Linked DNA regions of Homo sapiens: region 1 is linked to region 2. Evidence: chromatin loops called from intact Hi-C (ENCODE). Cell type or tissue: Caco-2. All regions are shown on one strand.

Region 1 (8,000 bases), 500 kb before region 2:
TCCTCGCCATCCCTGGCGTAGCTATATTATTTATTTATTTTGTATAACAGGCTTTCCAATGGCAGGCCTTTTTTAGAAAAAAGAATTTCACGGTGTAACCAGGGTGAATTTTGGAATCTGCTGGGCTGGGTGGTTTTGTAAGCATTCGAGCTTAAATCCGTTACTGATTCATTTTAGTGTTGCCTCTAGGTATTCTGCCTTCTGCTTTTCTTAAAGCATCTTAAAAAAAAAAAAAAAAAGGCCCTTCTAACTATGATAGTCACCAAGAATGAGATTTTCAAAAGCACCTTAATGTCCTTTGATGTGCAAAGGCGGGTTAGGTGTTGAGAGCTGTCTTGCAGGACAATTCCTGCTGTGGCCATAACCTATTTTAGAACCCACTGACCTATGTCCAAAGAAGAGTAGAGGATGCATTTATTGCTGGATCTTCTTTCCTATCTGCACTTGCCAAAAATTTCAAGAATGTATCATTCTGTAATCACCAAGTTTCATCATTTTCTCTCCAGACTTTTGTACCTTCTTAGTGGTCATTTTGACAAACCTTACACAGATAAAATTATGCCACAGCTTATGAAATATATTATCTCATTCAATCTTCCATCTTATAAAAGGAAGTATCAACTATGTGGATCATTTCTCCTCCAAAATTATCACCTTAAGTATGAAAAAATTAAAAAAAGAGAAAATAAAAATTGGAACAGAATCAGACTTATTTTCTGTTATAAACTGTTGTTACTAACAGGCTGCCCAGGCACTGCTCCAACCCGGTGAGAGGCTCTCTGATGAAGTAGCGTTTCTAAGTGGCATGGACAGGCAAGACCACGTGCACAGATACCCCTCCGTGATTTCAGTCACCACCTTGCTTTTGTTGGACATACATCCAATCTGATGCTTGTTTTGTTTAATATCAGTTTTTAACATCAGACTTTGTAAAAGGTACAACAAGAAATAATGCAAATTCAGAATTTCTCCTTCCATAGATTGTCATCTATCCTCCCTCACTGATCCAGGAACAGAGTTACAAGCTACCATTATTTCCCTTTAAGAAGCTAAGTAGCTGAGCCACCAGACATTCACAGCCCTGTTTTCAGAAGTTCTCCCTCCCTGTGACGCAGCTGGAATGGGAGGCAGAGGGGATTCACGAGGTCCTTTCCTGAGACTTGGAAGCTTCCCGCCGTCAGGGTGTGGCTCATTTCTGGTCATCAGCTGCTGTTTCTGAGCAGATCCTATTAGGCTCCCAATGAAAAATGGGGTTCCTTATAGCTCACTCTCTACCAAGAAACAGCGAATCAGAGCATAATACGCAAATTGCTAATATGTCATTTTTACCATAACGTGTAGGTTTCTATTATAAGTGAGGGAAGAAAAGCAGGAAAGGGTGGAGAAGGACATGAAGCATGAGACTCATCGCCCGTCTGTCCGAGGGTGTCATTTGCTCTTCCACATGCACAGGTGCAGACAAGCCCAGTCCCAGAGGGTATGCAGTGCCTAGGATTTTGTATAATATCACTGCTACCCTTGGTAATGATCGTCGTGTTTATGATACTCACTGAATACTTACTAAATACCAGGCACTGAGCTATTTATTTCTTTTAATACAACATTTATAAGCCCTGAGATGGCTTTGAGACAGATATTGTCATTTCTATTTTAAAGATTTAAAAACATGAATCTTAGAAGACCAACATCATTTGTCCAAGCTTCCATACCAAGCAGGCAGAACCCGGATTCGAACTCTGACCCATCTGACTCCAAACCAGTGACCCAGTTGCTTATTGTGGGACCTAGTTTACACTGTTATCTAAACAGTGAAAGTGCTGAGGAAGACACAGTAATCTAGTGCCAATGCCAAGCATGCCTTCAGACTCAGAGTTCTAATAAAATTGTGTACAAGGCTGCACTCCCTTTAAGGAGAAGGGAAAACCCTACTGTTCATAGCTTTTTCTGGTGACATTTACTTGTTTTACCTTTTGATAAAATCATTTGTCTTTTTTCTGGATCGTGTTTGCAAATAAATCCTTCAATGAAAAAATCCTTTCATCATTTCACATTCCCAGATCCTGAAGGCACCTGCATTCCAGCTCTTCAGGGAGGCAGGGGAGGACCCTGGGGAGGACCCTGGGGAGGACCCTGCACATTCCTGCCAGCTGTATGGGCCCCTCCCCAAATGTTCAGCCGAAGAATTCACCTCTGAACAATTTACTAGGTCTCCCAAACAGCCTATTGTCTTTGTATTTGGAAAAACTAAATCCCCTCTAAAAACAACCTTCAGAGTAGTGTATTTTTATCTTAAAATTTGTCATGCTGATTTGCTCATTACTATAAAGTACCTGCAACACACTGCCTCTGGAAATCATGTCATCCATTTCCCTTCTTTTTTTTTTTTTTTTTTTTTTTTTTGAGACGGAGTCTCGCTCTGTCGCCCAGGCCGGACTGCAGACTGCAGTGGCGCAATCTCGGCTCACTGCAAGCTCCGCTTCCCGGGTTCACGCCCTTCTCCTGCCTCAGCCTCCCGAGTAGCTGGGACTACAGGCGCCCGCCACCGCGCCCGGCTAATCTTTTGTATTTTTAGTAGAGACGGGGTTTCACCTTGTTAGCCAGGATGGTCTCGATCTCCTGATCTCATGATCCACCCGCCTCGGCCTCCCAAAGTGCTGGGATTACAGGCGTGAGCCACCGCGCCCGGCCCCATTTCCCTTCTTTATAAAACATCCCACTAATTTCACAATCCCGTAATAGTATTTTTCAAATGACAAACCAAGATCTGTTAGTGAGTCAGGAAATCAATTTAGTAGGTTGCAATCAGCTTTTCTAAATTAAATAGAATATGATATAGAATCATATAAAAAATAACAGCATGTCATGTATGGTATTAGTTCTCAATCGGTGGTTAGTTTTCCCCCAAAGGAACATTGGCAATGTCTAGAGACACTGTTGTCCTAACTGGAGCAGAAGGGTTCCTGGTACCTGGTGGGTGGGGGTCAGAGATGCTGGTAAACATCCTACGGTTCACAGGACAGCACCTGCCACAGAGAATAATTCAGTCAAAGTTGTCAATAATGCTGAGATGAAGAAACTCTCACCTATAGTAAGGGTAAGACTCATAAAGCTTTTGTTCTGTGACGTGTGTGTGTGTGTGTGTGAAGGTAATTTCATTTGTCTGAGACTTATCAGTTACTCACTAGTAAGTTAGCCATAAGAATGCCTCACCTTGGGTGGTTTTAAGAATGATTCTATGAAATAAGTCATGTGACTAAACAACACACACACACACACACACACAAACACAAATTCCATCCACATAATATATGTTAATCCTTACCCACCCCCCACCCCCGCCCTGCTTTTCTTCTGAATGGTAAAATACCTAAAAAGGTGGCTGACACACAGCAGGTGTTCAAGAAATAAATATCTTGTCTGAAATTCCTAAATTGCTAAGATATCATTTTTACCATAATGTATAGGTTTCTATTATAAGTGAAGGATGAAAAGCAGGAAAGGATGGAGAAGGACATGAAGGATGAGACCTGTCGCCTGTCTGTCCGAGGGTGGCATTGGCTCTGTTACATGCACAGGTGTAGGCAAGCCCAGGGCCAGTGTGCTTCTGCGCATTTTGTCTTGTGTCATCTTCACCATAAACCAATGGAGAAGGCAGGGCAGGAATTCTTGTCCTCCTTTTACAGATGAGGAAACTGAGACAAATCAGGCGGAAAGAAGTAAGAGAAACCACCATGGAGTGAGACTCCAATAACTCATTTCTAAGCTGGGTTTTGGTGTAACTAGCACAGAGATCTTGTCTCAGTCTCTTCAATCAGATGAGCACTTATCCATGAGATCAGGGGAGAAGACTAAATTGTTTTCAAGTTCCCTTTGATTTTTAAAATCATTACAATCAAAGAAGGTATGAAACGTTCCCCAAGCAATGTGGCTGGTGAATGGCAGAGCCAGACCCAGGGCTCTGGACACCTGGCTACACCATGGGCCACCTGGGCATTCCCCACTCAACTAATAGGATCTTGCAAAAATATTACGGTGGTGCAGAGGTAATTGCAGTTTTTTGCACCAACCTAATACTTAGGTAAAACTCACTTAAATGTTCACTTTTAAAAAAGATGAATTTGTGTAACATGGTACTTTGACAAAAGGGGCAGAGCAACATCAACAAAACCCACTGAGTGTTTCTTCATTGCAAGAGGGAGGCTTTGGAACAAAGACTATGTGTTTGACCCAGCATGTGTTTATGAGAACTGAATTATAATTTCATCAGCAAATTCTTATCTGTGTCGTTTTACAAAGGCACATTCTAAATTTTTGAGGGACCAGCTGACTTGATCATTGTGATACTGATAAGATGAAAAAAAGTGAATTTTGAAATGTTGTCATTCCGGTTGCTTTGGTGACACAAACCCTGTAGATCCCAGAGCACAAGGTCACCTTTATCTTCTCAAAGGGCATGTTATGAAATTGCACAATGCCTGACACTTTCATGGGAGTAACTTACCCAAGCCCGTTCTTGGGAAACTACCCCATCATGAGATAGCTGACCTAGAGAGCTCAACCCATCTGAATAATTGGCAGGAAGCACATACGATCTATTTGACTTCATCAGAAAACAAGCTTCTCACTTGGCCTTCAGGGGCCTTCCCAGCCTCACAGCTCCCATGCGGGGTCACCCTGCACGCCCTTCCTCTCACTCTCCGTGCTCTTCTCTGCTCCTATGCTCAGGAGGAGCACATTCCCTCTGCCTGGAATGCCCTACCCGCTGTTCTGATTTGTGGGTGCCTTACTCCCCTCTTACCAGTGTCTCCTCCCACTAGCATTCCTCCACTTCCACGCAAAATTAGCATCGCTGGCTTCTATGAGCTCACAGTAATCTTTATCCTTGCTCTTATAAATGCCACACGACACTGGACTTTTAACCCACATGTCTGTCTCCCACACTGAACTGTGACCTCCAAGGGAGCAGGGACTGTGGGTTTCTTTGAACACTGGGACTCCGCCACCTGTACTTCCAGTTACTTGCTGGATGCCCAAGTTCTCTGCTCCACTGTGAGCTCCATAAAACCCAGGATCAGCTCTCTCATGTGTTCCTGCCTAGCACATAGTTGGTGACTAATAAATATTTATGGAATCTAGTAATCAACTATGAGTTTCTAGAGAGCAAAAGAATTTCCCCATTTATGTGTGTATCCCCCAACACTTAGCACAATGCCTAGCACAAGATTAGGTACCACAAAATGTCTGAATTTGAATAAAGGCAACTTGAGTCCTGCTATAATCCTGGTTTTAGCCTGGCTAGACTTTGTCTACCTCGGCCAGATCTGGCCTGTCAAGGGCTCCTCACTAAACAATTAACTGAGGCTTGTCAGAGGCCTCAGAGCTCAACAAACAGTTCAGCTTGGTCTGACTTATGCTCCAGTCTGCTAAGAATTTCTTGTGCACAAACATCACATGGCCCAGAGTGAACCCAAAGGACTGATGGGGAGAGGAGGGAGCGATGGCCAGGCCTTCTAGAAGTCAGTCACTGCTATTGACAGCATTTTGAGGCACTTGATTGGGATAATACAGTTTTCCCAAGATAGCGTTTCCACTGTTGTGCCAAATTAAATAGCTAACTCCTGCACAGGAGTGAAAATCAGTTGGGATGGCTCAAGTTTCCTCTGTCCTTCCATGTGTCAAACCTCCCAGACAGAACTGGGATCTTCAAAAGCTGAATCTCTGTAAGTTGTGGCTTTCTCCGGTGCTTTGCTATTTTATAATTTAAGTGGTGGAGATGCCTTTGTATTAAAATTTTAACGGGGAGAATGGAACCAAGTTGGAAAACACTCTGCAGGATATTATCCAGGAGAACTTCCCCAATCTAGCAAGGCAGGCCAACATTCAGATTCAGGAAATACAGAGAATGCCACAAAGATACTCCTCAAGAAGAACAACTCCAAGACACATAATTGTCAGATTCACCAAAGTTGAAATGAAGGAAAAAATGTTAAGGGCAGCCAGAGAGAAAGGTCGGGTTACCCAAAAAGGGAAGCCCATCAACTAACAGTGGATCTCCCGGCAGAAACTCTACAAGCCAGAAGAGAGTGGGGACAAATATTCAACATTCTTAAAGAAAAGAATTTTCAACCCAGAATTTCATATCCAGCCAAACTAAGCTTCATAAGTGGAGGAGAAATAAAATACTTTACAGACAAGCAAATGCTGAGAGATTTTGTCACCACCAGGCCTGCCCTAAAAGAGATCCTGAAGGAAGCTCTAAACATGGAAAGCACAACCGGTACCAGCTGCTGCAAAATCATGCCAAAATGTAAAGACCATTGAGATTAGGAAGAAACTGCATCAACTAACGAGCAAAATAATCAGCTAACATCATAATGACAGTATCAAATTCACACATAACAATATTAACTTTAAATGTAAATGGGCTAAATGCTCCAATTAAAAGACACAGACTGGCAAATTGGATAAAGAGTCAAGACCCATCAGTGTGCTGTATTCAGGAAACCCATCTCACATGCAAAGACACACATAGGCTCAAAATAAAAGGATGGAGGAAGATCTACCAAGCAAATGGAAAACAAAAAAAGGCAGGGGTTGCAATCCTAGTCTCTGATAAAACAGACTTTAAACCAACAAAGATCAAAAGAGACAAAGAAGGCCATTACATAATGGTAAAGGGATCAATTCAACAAGAAGAGCTCACTATCCTAAATATATATGCACCCAATACGGGAGCACCCAGATTCATAAAGCAAGTGCTGAGTGACCTACAAAGAGACTTAGACTCCCACACAATAATAATGGGAGACTTTAACACCCCACTGTCAATATTAGACAGATGAACAAGACAGAAAGTTAACAAGGATACCCAGGAATTGAACTCAGCTCTGCACCAAGCGGACCTAATAGACATCTACAGAACTATCCACCCCAAATCAACAGAATATACCTTTTTTTCAGCACCACACCACACCTATTCCAAAATTGACCACATAGTTGGAAGTAAAGCTCTCCTCAGCAAATGTAAAAGAACAGAAATTATAACAAACTGTCTCTCAGACCACAGTGCAATCAAATCAGGATTAAGAAACTCACTCAAAACCGCTCAACTACATGGAAACTGAACAACCTGCTCCTGAATGACTACTGGATACATAACGAAATGAAGGCAGAAATAAAGATGTTCTTTGAAACCAATGAGAACAAAGACACAACATACCAGAATCTCTGGGACACATTCAAAGCAGTGTGTAGAGGGAAATTTATAGCACTAAATGCCCACACGAGAAAGCAGGAAAGATCCAAAATTGACTCCCTAACATCACAATTAAAAGAACTAGACAAGTAAGAGCAAACACATTCAAAAGCTAGCAGAAGGCAAGAAATAACTAAGATCAGAGCAGAACTGAAGGAAATAGGGACACAAAAACCCTTCAAAAAATTAATGAATCCAGGAGCTGGTTTTTTGAAAGGATCAACAAAATTGATAGACCGCTAGCAAGACTAATAAAGAAGAAAAGAGAGAAGAATGAAACAGACGCAATAAAAAATGATAAAGGGGATATCACCACCGATCCCACAGAAATACAAACTACCATCAGAGAATACTACAAACACCTCTACGCAAATAAACTAAAAAATCTAGAAGAAATGGATAAATTCCTCGACACATACACCCTCCCAAGACTAAACCAGGAAGAAGTTGAATCTCTGAGTAGACCAATAACAGGAGCTGAAATTGTGGCAATAATCAACAGCTTACCAACCAAAAAGAGTCCAGGACCAGATGTATTCACAGCCGAATTCTACCAGAGGTACAAAGAGGAACTGGTACCATTCCTTCTGAAACTACTCCAATCAATAGAAAAAGAGGGAATCCTCCCTAACTCATTTTATGAGGCCAGCATCATCCTGATACCAAAGCCGGGCAGAGACACAACCAAAAACGAGAATTTTAGACCAATATCCTTGATGAACATTGATGCAAAAATCCTCAATAA
Region 2 (8,000 bases):
CATGGCTCACCACTCCCTCCCTTGCCCTGCACTCTCCAGTCACACAAATGTGACTCTGGTCCCAAATTGTCTTGCTCAGGGCCTCACACATGCTATTCTGTTGGAAACCCTCTTCTACCCCTGCCCACCCCTCCCTACCCCCAACCCTTAAATGACTAAGTCCTAACTCTCAGGTCTCAGCTTAGACGCCACTTCTTCCAGGGTGGTCTCCTCTGACTCCCCGAGTCAGAGTCAGGACCCCCTCTCTCTGGACACCCGCTTCGGAGCTGCTGTTGTGGGTCTCACTACACAAGAACGGCGGCCTGCATCTACCTTGCGCTGCTGAGTTCTCAGCTACCGGCACACGGCTGGCACTCAATGGGCACGCCACATGCCCACACTTGTGGAACTTCACCCGTGATCTAGTTTTGTGTCCCTGAGCCTGGCACACAGTGGACCCTTCCGGAGTGTTCACTGCTTCTGCTTCCACTGCTTCATGTGGAAGAAGGTGCCCACTGGGCAGACCAGAACCCACTAATGCTCATGGACCAGGGAAGAGGAGCAGCTGATCTGGGAGACACAGACTGGGGCCACACGAACCCCCAAGCCCCAGGGAAATGAGCTCAAGCTGATGGCCTCAGCCCTGCTCCACAGGAGACACAGAGCTTCCTGGATGCAGTGGGCATCTGAGAACAGGATAAAAATCTGCCCTAGGTCTATGGGAACTGGGCCTCCCATCCCAGGAACTGTGCCACCTGTGACAGGTCACTGGGGAATGCCCCACTCCCTCCCTGGGCACGGAGGAGCTGAGGAGGCCCTGACCAGTCATGTGACTGGACTGCCGAGCTCCAGCCAGCCCCACGTGTGGGCAGCACCCTGGCCTCCAACCCAGCCACACAATGCTGCAAAGCGACCACCTGGGCAAAGCCAGGGCTCCGAGGCACAGGCAACCACGATGTCCTGGCCACCAAGGGCTGCTCTAGCAGGGACCTGTCTTTGGCAAGCTGCCCTAATCTAATCAGTGTCTGAACACAGCAAGCAGTGCCCACCCGCAGGACCAGAACACAGAGGAAACCCTTGAAAACTGGCCCAGGACTAAGCTTCCCTCTGAGTCAAGCTGCGTCTCTGAGCCTCTGCCCAGACATCCCAGAGCATTCGGTGCTGGTGCTGAACACAGCCCCGGGGAAGGCGCCCTGCCTCCAGACTCACCTTCTCCTTCTTCCTTCCCTCTTATTGTCCCTCCCAGGATAATTAAACAATAATGATTAGTGCCAAAAAAAACAACATGTCGTTTTCCTGGGGACTCGGTTCTTGAGCTTTCTGAATAAGGAGGCAGCGTTGATCGGGAGAAGTAGGGCAGGGGCAACAACTGGGGCCCTAGAGCAGAGGAGTCTTCCATTTCCTCATCTCTAAAATGGGTCACACATGGTATTTCTGCTGCTCCGGGATGACCCCTCAAAGCAAACTGCACCCGGGATGTCCACTTCAGCTGCTTCGCACCCCGAGGTTACACCTGGTCAGACTGCAGGACTGGCCTTTCTCGTCCAGTCTGCAGCAGGGCCCTTGCCACCCGCCCGGCCGGGTCCAGCAATGGGCCCCAGTGTCATCATTCAGGCCCAGGCCCAACTTCTCCCCAGAGGCTGGAGGGGCTGGGGTGACCTTCTAGGCACATCGGGGCACAAAACAGAAGGCGGGAGATGCACACTACTTCTGCCTAGCAGTCGTGCCTTTCCCTCTTCTGTGGATAAATGAGTCACTTTTTCATTGTCCCAGTACAAATAGAATTTGGCTGAAAGGTCTGGCGTTCATGGGGCTCATTTCGCGTTCTTTTGATAGTTGTATTCTATTTGTCACACATGGTATTTCCTTCCCTGTGGCAGGTGGTTGGGGAGGGGAGGTTCCCACCCCCAAAAGTGAAGCGTAGGGTCTGGAGATTTCCTCACTAATCCACTGAACAGATCCTGATTGAGGGTCTACCTTCTAGAAAGGAGAGAGAGATAATAAATGATAAGCTTGGTACATAAATAAGTTATGTAGTAGGTTAAAGGTCACAATACACAGAAAATAGAAGACTGGGGAAGGTGAACTAGGGGGTGAGGGAAGGTGGGGGCAGGTTGTACATTAAATAGGTTGGTCAACATGGACCTCATCGAGAGATGAGATTACAGCCAAAGCCAGGGTCAACCAAGAGGGACTGTGGGTAAAGACCATTCCTGGTAGAGGGAATGGCTGGAATGAGGCTCCCAGGGGAGAGTGTGCCTGGAGCACGGGCAGAGTCCTCCCCAGTCCAGACATCTGGTCCACCCCTGACCCCCGATTCTGATCTGGGCATCTTCTGGCAACAGGATGGGGGCCAGGCCTTGCCCCCAGGAGCCCGAGCCCAGCCAGGTCTAGCAACTGAGGCCCTGTGTCCCTAGCCTGCCCAGATGTCCACGTGTGACCCACTCCTGCAGAAGCGCTCTGCTGCACCGGGATGACCCCTCAAAGCAAACTGCACCCGGGACGTCCGCCTCAGCTGCTTGGCACTCTGAGTCAGCCTGCAGGACCTGCCTTTCTCATCCAGCCCGTGCCACCCACCTGGCCGGGTCCAGCAGTGGGTCCTACCACCATCGTTCAGGCCCAGGCCCAGCTCCTTTCCAGAAGCTGGAGTTTACGAGGCCATGCCGCTGACCACACTGCCAAGTCGTCCCAGTCACCAGGCACAGCCACCAGGAGCGCTGGGTGGGACCGGAGGCAGCCCTAGAAAACGGGGCTGCCTGGAGGTGAGCAGACTGGTGGACGATGGACGCAGGCCAGATGCGGGGACCACAGATGCGCTGCTGTGAGGACAGAAAACAGTTGCAGGTGTCCCAGAAAGCGTTCCAAAGAGGAAGGCCCTCTCACCCCTGGAGCACGGTTTCCAGGCCCCCAGCCCACAAGGACAGCCCCTCTGTGTCCAGCCCTAGATCCCACTCACACCTGCCTTGAAGCGCTGGCTGTGGACATGCTTAAATCTACTCACATGTGCCTCAGACCTGGGTTGGGGGTGGGCAGGAATTTCCAAAATCTTTTTAGACGGATTCAGATTCTTTTTAGCTATCCAATCCTTTCTTCAAATGAAATGGGGCTCATGAAGAACCCCAGTAGACAGAGCGGGACATGAAGCGGGTTGGAGGGAACGCTAGGACCCTCACTGGAGCACCCACACTCACCCCCGACAAACCCCCCAGGAGACCACGGCCCCCAAGAGCAGGGGTGGCTGCGCTCCTCACAGCCTGTGGCTCACAGCTCACAGCGGAGCTGCAGGCCCAGCTGAGACGAGGCGGCAGAGAGTGGAGTGGATGAGCGGGGTGTGCGAGAGTGTGTCTGTGACAGTGAGTGTGTGTGTGTATGAGAATGTGTGTGAGAGTATGTGTGAGGAGTCTGAGAGTGTGTGTCTGAGAGTATGACTGTGTGTGTGGAGTGTGAGAGTATGTGAGTGTGTGTGGGAGTGTGTGTGGGAGTCTGTGTGTGGGAGTCTGTGAGTGATAGTGTATGACTGTGTGTGAGGGTGAGCATGTGTGTCTGTGTGATAGCAATAGTGTGTTTGTATGTGTATGATTGTGTGTCAGTACATGTGTGAGTGATGTGTGTGTGTGTGTGAGTGTATGTGAGAGAGTGTGTGAGTGTGTGTGTGAGAGAGGGAGAGAGAGAGGGAGAGAGAGAGGGGAAAGGGCTATCAATGTAATTTGCCTCTACAGCTAAACACACAGGCCGTAATCATAGCCATTTTACTAAATGCCCATAAAACTAAAAAACAAATAGGAAACCTCCGGATTACAGGGCCTTCTCTGAGCAGGGAGTGGCGCAATCAAGTGCTATCTGCGCTAAGTCCCAGCTTGCAGTGAGTGACCCAGGAGGCGCGGGTAAACAGAGAGAGGACCCCGTTCCCTGTCCCCCCCATCAAACCTCCAAGGCTGAATGCCTCCGAGGCTGAGCGCCGGGGGAACGGGGGGCTTCCTGGGAACGCAGTCCCCTCCGTGTGGGGGTCCTCAGCTCCCCTGTGTGAGCCTGTGCCATGCGGAACGGGACCACAGCCTCAGCCTCACAACGTGCCTGTGACCCAGCGGGAGTGGAACCCAGGCCTCTGGCACCGGGGACCCTCAGAACCCTGCCTGCAAGGGAACCCCAGACTTTGAGGGGAACAGCCTCGTGCAGCCCTCATTTCTCCCTTACAGCTGTGGGACTTCACAGACAAGCAAAAGAAAGGGAGCATTTTAGCAAGAGCAGCCTCAACGCCACCCCCTAGAGAGCAGAAAAAAAGGGATGCTACCCCAGGTCTTACTCTAGGGTCTCCCCTCGGCCACACTCCCTGCCTCAACAGAATCTCAAGCGCCAGAATCACCAAAGGACATTCTAAGTGTCATTCCGCCCTGAGTGTCAGAAAATGCCTGCAGTGGATCCTCAGTGGCCTCCGCTGATGTAAGGAGGGTGGCCCGGAGGAGGCCGCCCTGCAGAGGGCTCCCCAGCACAGCAGCCGCGGGGACCCAGCACGCCAGGCGCACGACAGGGAGCAGCCGGTAGCCGGGGCAAAGTCTGCAAGGATCCAAGCAGGACCTGCCCCACCCTGGTTCCACCCTCACTTCTTGATGCTTGCCTTCCAAAGACCTGGGGACTTACCTGTCCCCTGAAAGATACGTTTACCAGGTAACAGCATCTTCCCAACCCCCACGAACCTCGCACTCCAGGCTGTGTGCACCTCAGATCTCTGTGGAAGTGGCATCTACTACTGAAAACATTTTTTTGGCAGAAAAAAAAAAAACCCTCAGCTTTAAGAGACTATTGCTGGCAGTGCAGGCTCCAAGCAGACCCAGAATCAGGCCTAGCCAGGCCCTTCCGGCAGCCCCCTCAAGCTCCGAGCTCCCTCCCAGCAGGGCGTCCCTCCGCTGCACCCTCATGGATGCCCCATCCACCTGATGGCAGCCCCTCCTTAGTTCTGGCCACTCCTTCAGCACCAAGGCCTGGGAGGTGGCTTAGGAGGTGAAGAGGAAGGAGCAGCAGGGATGCCCCGAGGCAGACGCCCGGGAGTCATGCACTAGGGCCTCCCAGGGCTGACTGGGCCAGGCACCTGCGCAACCCTCACTGACATGGCACGGAGAAGGCAGTTGGACGGTTCCTGGTGGTCTCCATTCTTCATCTCCTGAGCTCCTCTTACACTGGGGTCAGCCTCCCTCCCCTGGCTGGCACAGGGCTGGTCTCAGCCAAACCCTGTGTCCCTGCCATCTACATCAGTCGGTCCCATGTGAGAAGGAGTGACTCAGGCACTTTGTAATGCAAGATCGTTTACTTCAAGGCGCAAGAGGCTGAACCTGCTTACCCCACCTGGCCGGGAGCCCCCTTGTGGAAGAGAAAGCGGAGGGTTGGGGCGGGCGGGGGGACCGGTGCCCCACCCTGCAGAGTGCTAGCTGAGTTAACCTGCCACAAAAGTATTAGATATCTGGGATAAAATGATCATGGGTGGTGTCACCCCCTTCTTATTAAAATTCTGGGGCCAATGGTTTCATGTGGTTTGAGAGAAAGAATGCTCCCTGGCTGGGCACAGTGGTGCACAACTGTGGTCCCAGCTACTCAGGAAGTTGAAGTGGGTGGATCACTTGAGCCCAGGCAGGTCAAGGCTGCAGTGAGCCGTGACCGCACCACTGCACTCCAGCCTGGGCGACAGAGCAAGACCCTGTCCCCCCACCAAAAAAGACAGAAATGTTCCCCTACGTTTCTTACATAAAGGCAAGACCAGCACCCGCCCCCCGCCCCTGCCACCTTGTCTCATGGATGCTGTCTGTGCCTTTAAGACGCCCAGTGGACGCACACGCCCGAGAGCTTAGAAAGTATTGCCTGTCACCGCCAGATTTTTTTTTAGGTGTGCAAACATCCAGAAATCAGCATGGTTCTAATTTCTACTTGACAAGTCCATGTAGTTAATTTTAAAATGAAAATTGTGTCCGTTTCAAACTTCTCTTTCCTCTTTTTCACACTAAATACCAATACCCTTGGTGCCAGACTCTAGAGTCTCTTTCTATGGGCAACATTGGGAGTAAGGATGGGACCTTCCCCACCGCCTCACCCAGCAGGCTGTGCATTCCCAGCCAGTGCCTGGGACAGGAGAGCCATCTGATAGTTGTCCATAGAAGGAATGCCTGCTCTGGCCTGGTATGAACACACGCAGCCCAGGACCTCCAGGCCACCAGTCACGTGTGGGAAGAGAGGGTGCAGCCCCTCCCTGCAGCCCAGAGAGCAGGAGAATCCAGCCCTGGGGACCGCCTAGGGCTGGACTATGGCCCCACCACCCCACTTGCTGTGTGACTCTTGACAAACTACACAATTTCTCTGTGCCTCAGTTTCCTCATCCTGTGAAGTGGAGAGTGTTACAGAAGCCACCAAATAAAGCAGCAGCCACCAAATAAAGCCCCTGTAAGGATTAAGAGAAAAAATGTAAGTGAATAATGACATGTAGCCAGGTTGCACGGACTGACACTCCATCAACAGAAATGCAGAGGGCTCAGTATGTTTATGGTTGATCAAACTGATTCACAGAAAATGTAATGAGAAAGCACCCTGCCACCTGTCATAAAATTCTGATTTATTTTACCCTAAAAGTCACTTTATAAGAAATCAAAGGCAGCAGACATGATCATTCACTAAGCAATACACATATAATTAGTGAATGCCTCTGTATGTACATCATACTTTCATACGTTTATTTTATAGGACATTGGGCTATCATTATTATGTATGAATAATCTTAAGGTGGGATATGCTCACCTTTAATAATTCAGGGAACAGTATTTTTACTCATAAAGTCATAGAGTAAGTGCTCACGAATGTGCTGTTTCTAATGGGATATTGTACTTGGTTTCACTGATTTCTCAACTTAAAAGTCCCAAAATTTTATTTTCCAAAAAATCTGCTTAGAAAAGTTCCTATTCTGGCTGAATCCAGGTATGATTGCCTTTATCCAAAATGGATTATTCATCATTCTAAAACCTGTAGGTGCTTAGGGGTTCAGGGTAAGTTAGGTAAATTAGGTGGGTTCAGAGTAAATTAGTTAGGGTTCAGGTGCTTAGGGGTTCAGGAATATGGTTCCCAAGAAAATGGATAAAACACACACTTGAAACTGAGGGGCGGGGGGGCAGGGGGTCGGGGGAAGTTCTTCAAACTGGGACCCTTTCGTTTGGAAGCAAGAAGTTAAGAGTTTCCCCCCACGCAGCGTTTGCCCCTCCGTGGCCACTGCCCCACCCGGCTCTGCCCTGGTGGTCACCGCAGGATCTTGGACTACCACCCGCGATTGTTACCTGGGTCTCCCCACCTCCCCTCCCATAAACATTAACTCATCGTGCTTTTGTGTTTCCCAACCCCATACAATGCGTCCTTCCCAAGGCCATGGGCTACTTCTAAGCCTAGTTAATCCTCCTCGACAGGCTGATGGAGCTGGGATAAGAAGTTGCCGAGGAGTCTCTGTGGCTGAATAAATCCAGACCACCCTCTCCCACTGCACGTGTCCCCACAGGCTGAGGGCCTGGGCCCATGGGGGGCTGCGCCATGGTGGGACCCAGACTTGTGGGCACGTGGCTTCCCATCTTCTGGGGCAGGCAGGACAGCGGGGATCCAATCAGCACAGTTCACAGCCCATTGGCCAGAGCACATCACTCACCTCCCCTGGAGCTAGGAGACCCCAGGGTGCCAGGAATTAAATACAAGCAGGAGCACCAGGAACCTGGGCCGACCTCTCTGGTCATGCCTCTGTACCCACCACCTTAAAGCTTCTCCAAGTCTGCAAAGCCCCCTCCCAGCCCTTCCCCTTGGCCACCATAGCATCCTCTGCGTAGACCTGGCCCCTGTCCCTGCTGACCCCTGCTCCCAGGCACTCTTCTCCTGCTCCACACGCTCCTCCCAAGCGCCTTTGTCAGAGGCAGTACCTCTCATTGCAGACCCCGGAGAGACAGGGTGGCAGGGTGAGGCACTGCGGGGCGAGAAGTGGAGCCGCCCAGACAGGAAGCCGGAGTCCT

The links. A loop is a pair of places that touch in the nucleus more often than their neighbours do. Peaks named below come from ENCODE experiments on the same cell type or tissue, not always from the same donor. Only the 100,000 strongest peaks of a DNase experiment are listed, where the experiment ranks them.
Region 1: it touches region 2 in a loop (2.6-fold over the local background); 2 of 110 quality-filtered maps call a loop at or near these places.

The regions. Positions count from the first base shown.
Region 1 is chr2:8,121,549-8,129,548 of GRCh38, forward strand. The region is part of intron 7 of LINC00299 (long intergenic non-protein coding RNA 299); the gene reads right to left. Among named protein-coding and RNA genes, the nearest start is that of LINC00298, 150 kb to the left of the region's middle. In Caco-2, no CTCF peak of the experiment used is centred here; a DNase peak (open chromatin) is centred at 4,473.
Region 2 is chr2:8,623,429-8,631,428 of GRCh38, forward strand. All of the region lies in intron 1 of LOC105373411 (a long non-coding RNA gene), which reads right to left. Among named protein-coding and RNA genes, the nearest start is that of LINC01814, 44 kb to the left of the region's middle. In Caco-2, a CTCF peak has its summit at 4,416 (motif pointing right); DNase peaks (open chromatin) are centred at 1,873, 2,133, 3,813, 4,513 and 4 weaker places; H3K4me3 peaks cover 708 bases.